Linked DNA regions of Homo sapiens: region 1 is linked to region 2. Evidence: read pairs that join two places in POLR2A ChIA-PET (ENCODE). Cell type or tissue: GM12878. All regions are shown on one strand. Links, peaks and the distances in the headings refer to the core of each region. The heading gives the core; the rest is flanking DNA.

Region 1 (2,912 bases), core at 288-2,787, 110 kb after region 2:
CATTCTTTTGCATGTGGATATCCAGTTTTCCCAACCATTTGTTGAAGAGACTGTCCTTTCTTTCTCATTGTGTAGTCTTGGTATGTTTGTCCATTTTTCCATAGACCATTTGGAAAGTGATCTATTATCCATAAATGACATATATTGATCATAAATTAGGAAAGTCCATAGATCTTTTGACTACATATATGAGCGTATATTACTGGGCTCTCTATTCTGTTCCATTGGTCTATATGTCTATCTTTATGCCAGTACCATACTATTTTGATTACTGTAGCTTTGTTTTATATACATATAAAACAAACATATACATATTTTTTAAAAGGGCCTTATTATGTTGCCCAGCCTGGAGTGCAGTGGTTATTCATAGGTGAGATTATAGTTCACTACAGCCCAAAACTCCTAGGCTCAAGTCTCCTGCCTTAGCCTCCCAAGTAGCATGCCACTATGCCCAGCTTGTATCACCTTTTAAAATCAGGAAGCATGGGGCCTGTGGCTTTATTCTTCTTTCTTACTACTGTTTTGGCTCTCTGGGGTCCTTTGTGGTTCCATAGGAATTTTAGGATTTTTTTTCTATTTCTGCAAAAAAAAAAAAAAAAAAAATGCCACTGGGATTTTGACTGGGATTGCACTGAATCTGTGAATCATCTTTGATAATATGAACATTTTAACAATATTACATTTTCCACTCTATGAACATAGAATGTCTTTCTATTTATGTCTCCTTTAATTTCTTTCAGCAGTGTTTTGTAGTTTTCAGTGTAAACATCTTTTACCTAAGTGTTTTATTCTTTTTGATTCTATTGTAAATAGAATTTTCTTAACTTCCTTTTTTGATTGCTCATTGTTAGTGCAGAGAAATGCCAACTGATTTTTTTGTGTGTTGAATTTGTATCCTGCAACTGTGCTGAATTTATTAGTTGAGCAGCTTTTTTGGTAGAATCTTTAGTGTTTCCTACGTACTAGGTCATGTCATTGGTTAACATAGATAATCACTCTTTTCCTATTTGGATGTCTTTTATTTCTCTTTCTCGCCTGGATAGGACTTCTGGTCTTATGTTGAATAGAGGTGGTCAGAGTAGACATCCTTGCCCTATTCCTAGTCTTAGACAAAAAGCTTTTTTATACCACTGAATATGATATTAGCTGTTGGCTTATCATATATGGTCTTTAGTATGTTGAGGTAATTTCCTTCTATTCCAAGTGTGTTTAGTGTTTTTATCATGAAACGGTGTTGAATTTTGCCAAGTACTTTTTCTGCATCAATTGAGATGATCATGTGGTTTTATCTTTCGTTCCATTAATGTGGTGTATTACATCAGTCTTCATGTTGAACCATCTTTGCATTTCAGAAATAAATCCCAGTTGAACACATATAATCCTTTTACTACGTTGAATTTGGTTTACTAGTATTTTGTTCAGAATTTTTTAACGAGGCCAGGCATGGTGGCTCACTCCTGTAATCCCAGCACTTTGGGAAGCTGAGGTGGGTGGATCACTTGAGGTCAGGAGTTCAAGACCGGGCTGGTCAACATGGTGAAACTCCACCTCTACTAAAAATACAAAAATTAGCCGGGCTTGGTGGCGGGCACCCGTAATCCCAGCTACTCAGGAGGCTGAGGCAAGAGAATCGCTTAAACCTGCGAAGTGGAGGTTGCAGTGATTGCACCACTGCACTCCAGCCTGGGTGACAGAGCTAGACTCTGTATTGGAAAAAAAAAATTTTTTTTTGAATCAATATTGATATTGGTTTGTAGTATAGTATCTTTGTTTACTTACAGTATCTTTATCTCATTTTGGTATCAAGGTAATGATGGCCTTGTAGAATAAGTTTGAAAGCATTCTCTCTTCAATTTTTTGTAAGAGTTTTACAAGGACTGGTGTTAATTCTTCTTTAAACATTTGGTAGAATTTTCTAGTGAAGCCATCTGGCCTTGGGCTTTTCTTTGTTGGGAAGTTTTTGGTTACTGATTCCATCTTTTTACTAGTTATGGGTCTGTTCAGATTTTTCATGATTCAGTCTTGGTAGGTCGTAGGTTTCTAGAAGTTTATCTGTTCTTCTAGATTATCCAATTTGTTGGCATATAATTGTTCATAGTAGTCTTTTATGATACTTTGACTTTTTTTAGCAATGTCTTTTCTTTCACTTCTGATAGTTGTTATTTTTGTTTTTTCATAGTTGAGCTAAGGGTTTGTCAATTCTGTCAATCTTTTCAAAAAACCAACTAAGTGTTGCTTTTTTTTTTTTTTTCTTTTTTGGTCCTGCTCTGTTGCCAAGGCTGGAGTGCAGTGGCACGATCAGAGCTCACTGCAGCGGCACGATCAGAGCTCACTGCAGCCTTGAGCCTTGACCTCCTGAGCTCAAGTGATTCTCCTACCTCTGCCTCCCAAGTAGCCGGGATTACTTTTTTTTTTTTTTTTTTTTTTTTTGGAGACAGGGTCTCACTCCATCACCCAGGCTGGAGTGCAGTGGTGTGATCTCAGCTCACTCCACCTCCTGGGTTCAATGAATTCTCATGCCTCAGTCTTCTGAGTAGCTGGGATTACAGGTGTGTGCCACCATACCTGGCTAATTTTTTGTATTTTTAGTAGAGATGGGGTTTTACCATGTTGGCCAGGCTAGTCTTGGCAAACCCTGCCTCAAGTGATCCACGTGCCTTGGGCTCCCAAAGTGCTGGGATTACAGGCATGGGCCACTGTGCCGTCACTTAAAAATTTTTTTTGTAGAAATGAGGCTAATTTTTAAATTTTTTGTAGAGATGAGGTTCTACTATGTTTTCTAAGCTTGTCTCAAACCCCTGAGCTCAAGCAGTCCTCCTGCCTCAGCCTCCCAAAATGTTGGGATTACAGGCACGAGCCATTGCACCCAGCCAAGTATTGCTTTCTTGATTGCAAAAATCACATACCCTTAT
Region 2 (2,912 bases), core at 200-2,699:
TCTACTCCATGTAGGGAACAAACCAGTAACACACGGGATTCAATGTGTGTAAAATCTTAGAATCTACTTATTTATTTAGTTATTTAGTTTTTGTTTTTCTGAGATAGAGTCTGGCTCTGTTCCCCAGGCAGGAGTGCAGTGAACCAATCTCAGCTCACTGCAACCTCTGCTTCCTGGGCTCAAGTCATCCTCCCACCTTAGCTTCTCAAGTAGCTAGGATTACAGGCGTGTGCCATCATGCCTGGCTAATTTTCATATTTGTAGTAGAGACGGGGTTTTGCCATGTGGCCCAGGCTGGTTTCAAACTCCTGAGCTCAAGCAATCCCCCTGCCTTGGCCTCCCAAAGTGCTGGGATTATGGACGTAAGCCATTGTTTCCAGCCAGGAATCTATTTAAAATGCACAACCAATTTAGAAAAAAGATTATTTTATACACTGCCTCTCTCCTATGGAGGAGTGATTCTTTTTTTTTTGAGATGGAGTCTCACTCTGTTGCCCAGGCTGGAGTGCAGTAGCATGATCTTGGCTCACTGCAACTCTGCCTACGAGATTCAAGCGATTCTCTTGCCTCAGCCTCCAGAGTAGCTGGGACTACAGGTATGCACCACCATGCCCAGCTAATTTTTGCATTTTTAGTAGAGAGGGGGTTCCACCATGTTGGCCAGACTGGTCTTAAACTCCTGAACTCAAGTAATCTGCCTGCCCCAGCTCCCCAAAGTGCTGTGATTACAGGTGTGAGCCACCACGCCTGGCCAGAGCAGCGAGTCTTAAAGTGTGTGTGTGTGTGTGTGTGTGTGTGTGTGTGTGTATGCGTGTGGTGTTAGTGTATGGGTGTGTTAGCGTATGGGTATATGATTTTGTGTCCTATGGGACATTTGGCAATGTGTGTATATATTTTTGGTTTACACAATTTGCGGGGATGGGGGTTGCTACTGGCATTTAGTGGGTAGAGGCCCAGGGTGCTGCTAAGCACCCTGCAATAAATAGGAGAGCTCCCATAGTAAAGAGTTACCCATCTCCAGCCCCAAATGTGGCCCCTCAACTACAGTACTACTGTTGAAAAATTCTGCTATAGAAAATGTCAGTCTACAATGAGAATTAAATCACAAAATGGGGCCTGGTGCATGCCTGGCATCCCAGGCTCACGCCTGCAATCCCAGCACTTTGGGAGGCCAAGGCGGGTGGATCACCTGAAGCCAGGAGTTTGAGACCAGCCTGGGCAACAAGCAAGACCCTGTCTCTACAAAAAATACAAAAACTAGCTGGGCGTGGTGGCATGCACCTGTGGTCTCAGCAACTTGGGAGGCTGAGGTGGGAGGATCAATTGAGCCTAGGAGGTTGAGGTTGCAGTGAGCTATTATCACGTCACTGCACTCCAGCCTGCAAGACAGAGTGAAAGTCTGTCTCTAAAAAAATAAAAATCAAATCAAATCACAAAATGGATCTTACTCCAGTTAAAACAGTTGATGCTGAAATGCTCTTATTTTCTAAAGCCCCTTGTTGCTAGCCCACTATCAAGATCCTCAGCAATAGGTACAACAGCTAAAAGAGAACTCTCAGCTGGAAGCTTGAAGCAGGTATGGAGAGTGCTCTGCTTACCAGATCGAAACAGAAGAGTGTGGCTGTGACACAAAGAGTCCCTCAACATTTGTGTATTTCCCTTTGCTAATGAGCAACGCAAGTGTTTTCATTTTTTCGGTTCCTCTGAAGCTAGCCAGCCATGGTGATATAATGATTCACACCTCTGCCTTACTCAGGAGTGTGCATGATCGCCAGGGCTTTGCTGCTACGTTAGTCTTACTTCCAGGCCACATCTACATGGGGAAGTCTAGGGGTCTTCCCAGCCCCACAATGACCTCCTCAAGAACTCAAGTATCATTATTCAAGGCATGACTGAAAATGCAGATAATGTGGGATTATGCAGCGTGATTCCTAGGTAGAGAGGCAATTTTGCATCTAGTTTAATGCAGAGATTAAAATAATTTTCCAACTCGTCGTTGAAGACAAAGTTAGCTCTTTTTCATGGTGACACAGGGATGTGGAAGTTTCCCAGCCAACAAAAGGGGCCTGTGCAGGTCAGGTCTTCCTGCTCTGAGCCTCCAGGGCTGAGTACTGTGTAGTAGGAAGTACATTCCTGCTCTATCAGAAACATCTCGAACCTTTCTGGGAAACTTGCTCATGAAATAACACTTTCTGAATTCGGTTCACTGGGCCTATGGCCATCTACCATATGACTTTCTTTAGGAAAGCCCAATTTTAGAAAATCTAATTTAGCCAGAGTATGGTGTGTGCTTATGCGTGCTCCTAAAAGCTTCCTTTTTGCCCAGGGATTCATTCATTCCAACTTTAAATAGCCAGCATCTTAGCCAGCATATTAAGTTAAAAAAAAAAAAAAGATTTGACTGACATCAAACTTTTCAGAAATTCTTCTAAAGCCAGTAGGTAACTTCTGCAAATGCTGGGGCCCCCTGAATTATTTAGAAGCTTAATTCCTGGGTGACAAAATAATCTGTACAACAACCCCCTCCCATGACACAAGTTTACCATATAAGAAACCTACACAAGTACCCCTGAACTTAATATACAAGTTAAAAAAGAAAGCAAAGGTGAAGTGGAAGAAAGAACAAGACAATAGTGGGGAAAAGGCGCTGGGGTGTTTATCCCTGCCCTCCTCCCGCCAGCTCCAACCCTCTCAGGTGTCTTCGTGTTCCCAGTTAGAAAAGCAAATGCACAAACACGCCTGAATTCAGAGAGGACTGGAGGTAGGGGTTCTGACTTCAGGACGGAGTGAAGCAGCTGGGAGGCTCCTGGAAGACAGATGTTTCTGTGTAGAGTAACTTCAAAGTGATGCTGTCCAAAGGGTTCACTTGCCTCTTAAGGTGCCTTCTAGCTCCTCTCGTAACGGTTTGTTCT

The links. Peaks named below come from ENCODE experiments on the same cell type or tissue, not always from the same donor. Only the 100,000 strongest peaks of a DNase experiment are listed, where the experiment ranks them.
Region 1: POLR2A ChIA-PET joins it to region 2 with 5 read pairs; 2 of 35 experiments call an interaction of 5 or more read pairs at or near these places.

Annotation. Positions count from the first base shown.
Region 1 is chr3:32,327,889-32,330,800 of GRCh38, reverse strand. All of the region lies in intron 1 of CMTM8 (CKLF like MARVEL transmembrane domain containing 8), which reads right to left. Among named protein-coding and RNA genes, the nearest start is that of CMTM7, 63 kb to the left of the region's middle. In GM12878, for the core only: no CTCF peak of the experiment used is centred there; no DNase peak of the experiment used is centred there.
Region 2 is chr3:32,437,966-32,440,877 of GRCh38, reverse strand. The region is part of intron 1 of CMTM7 (CKLF like MARVEL transmembrane domain containing 7); the gene reads right to left. Among named protein-coding and RNA genes, the nearest start is that of CMTM7, 48 kb to the right of the region's middle. In GM12878, for the core only: no CTCF peak of the experiment used is centred there; a DNase peak (open chromatin) is centred at 1,707; H3K27ac peaks cover 792 bases.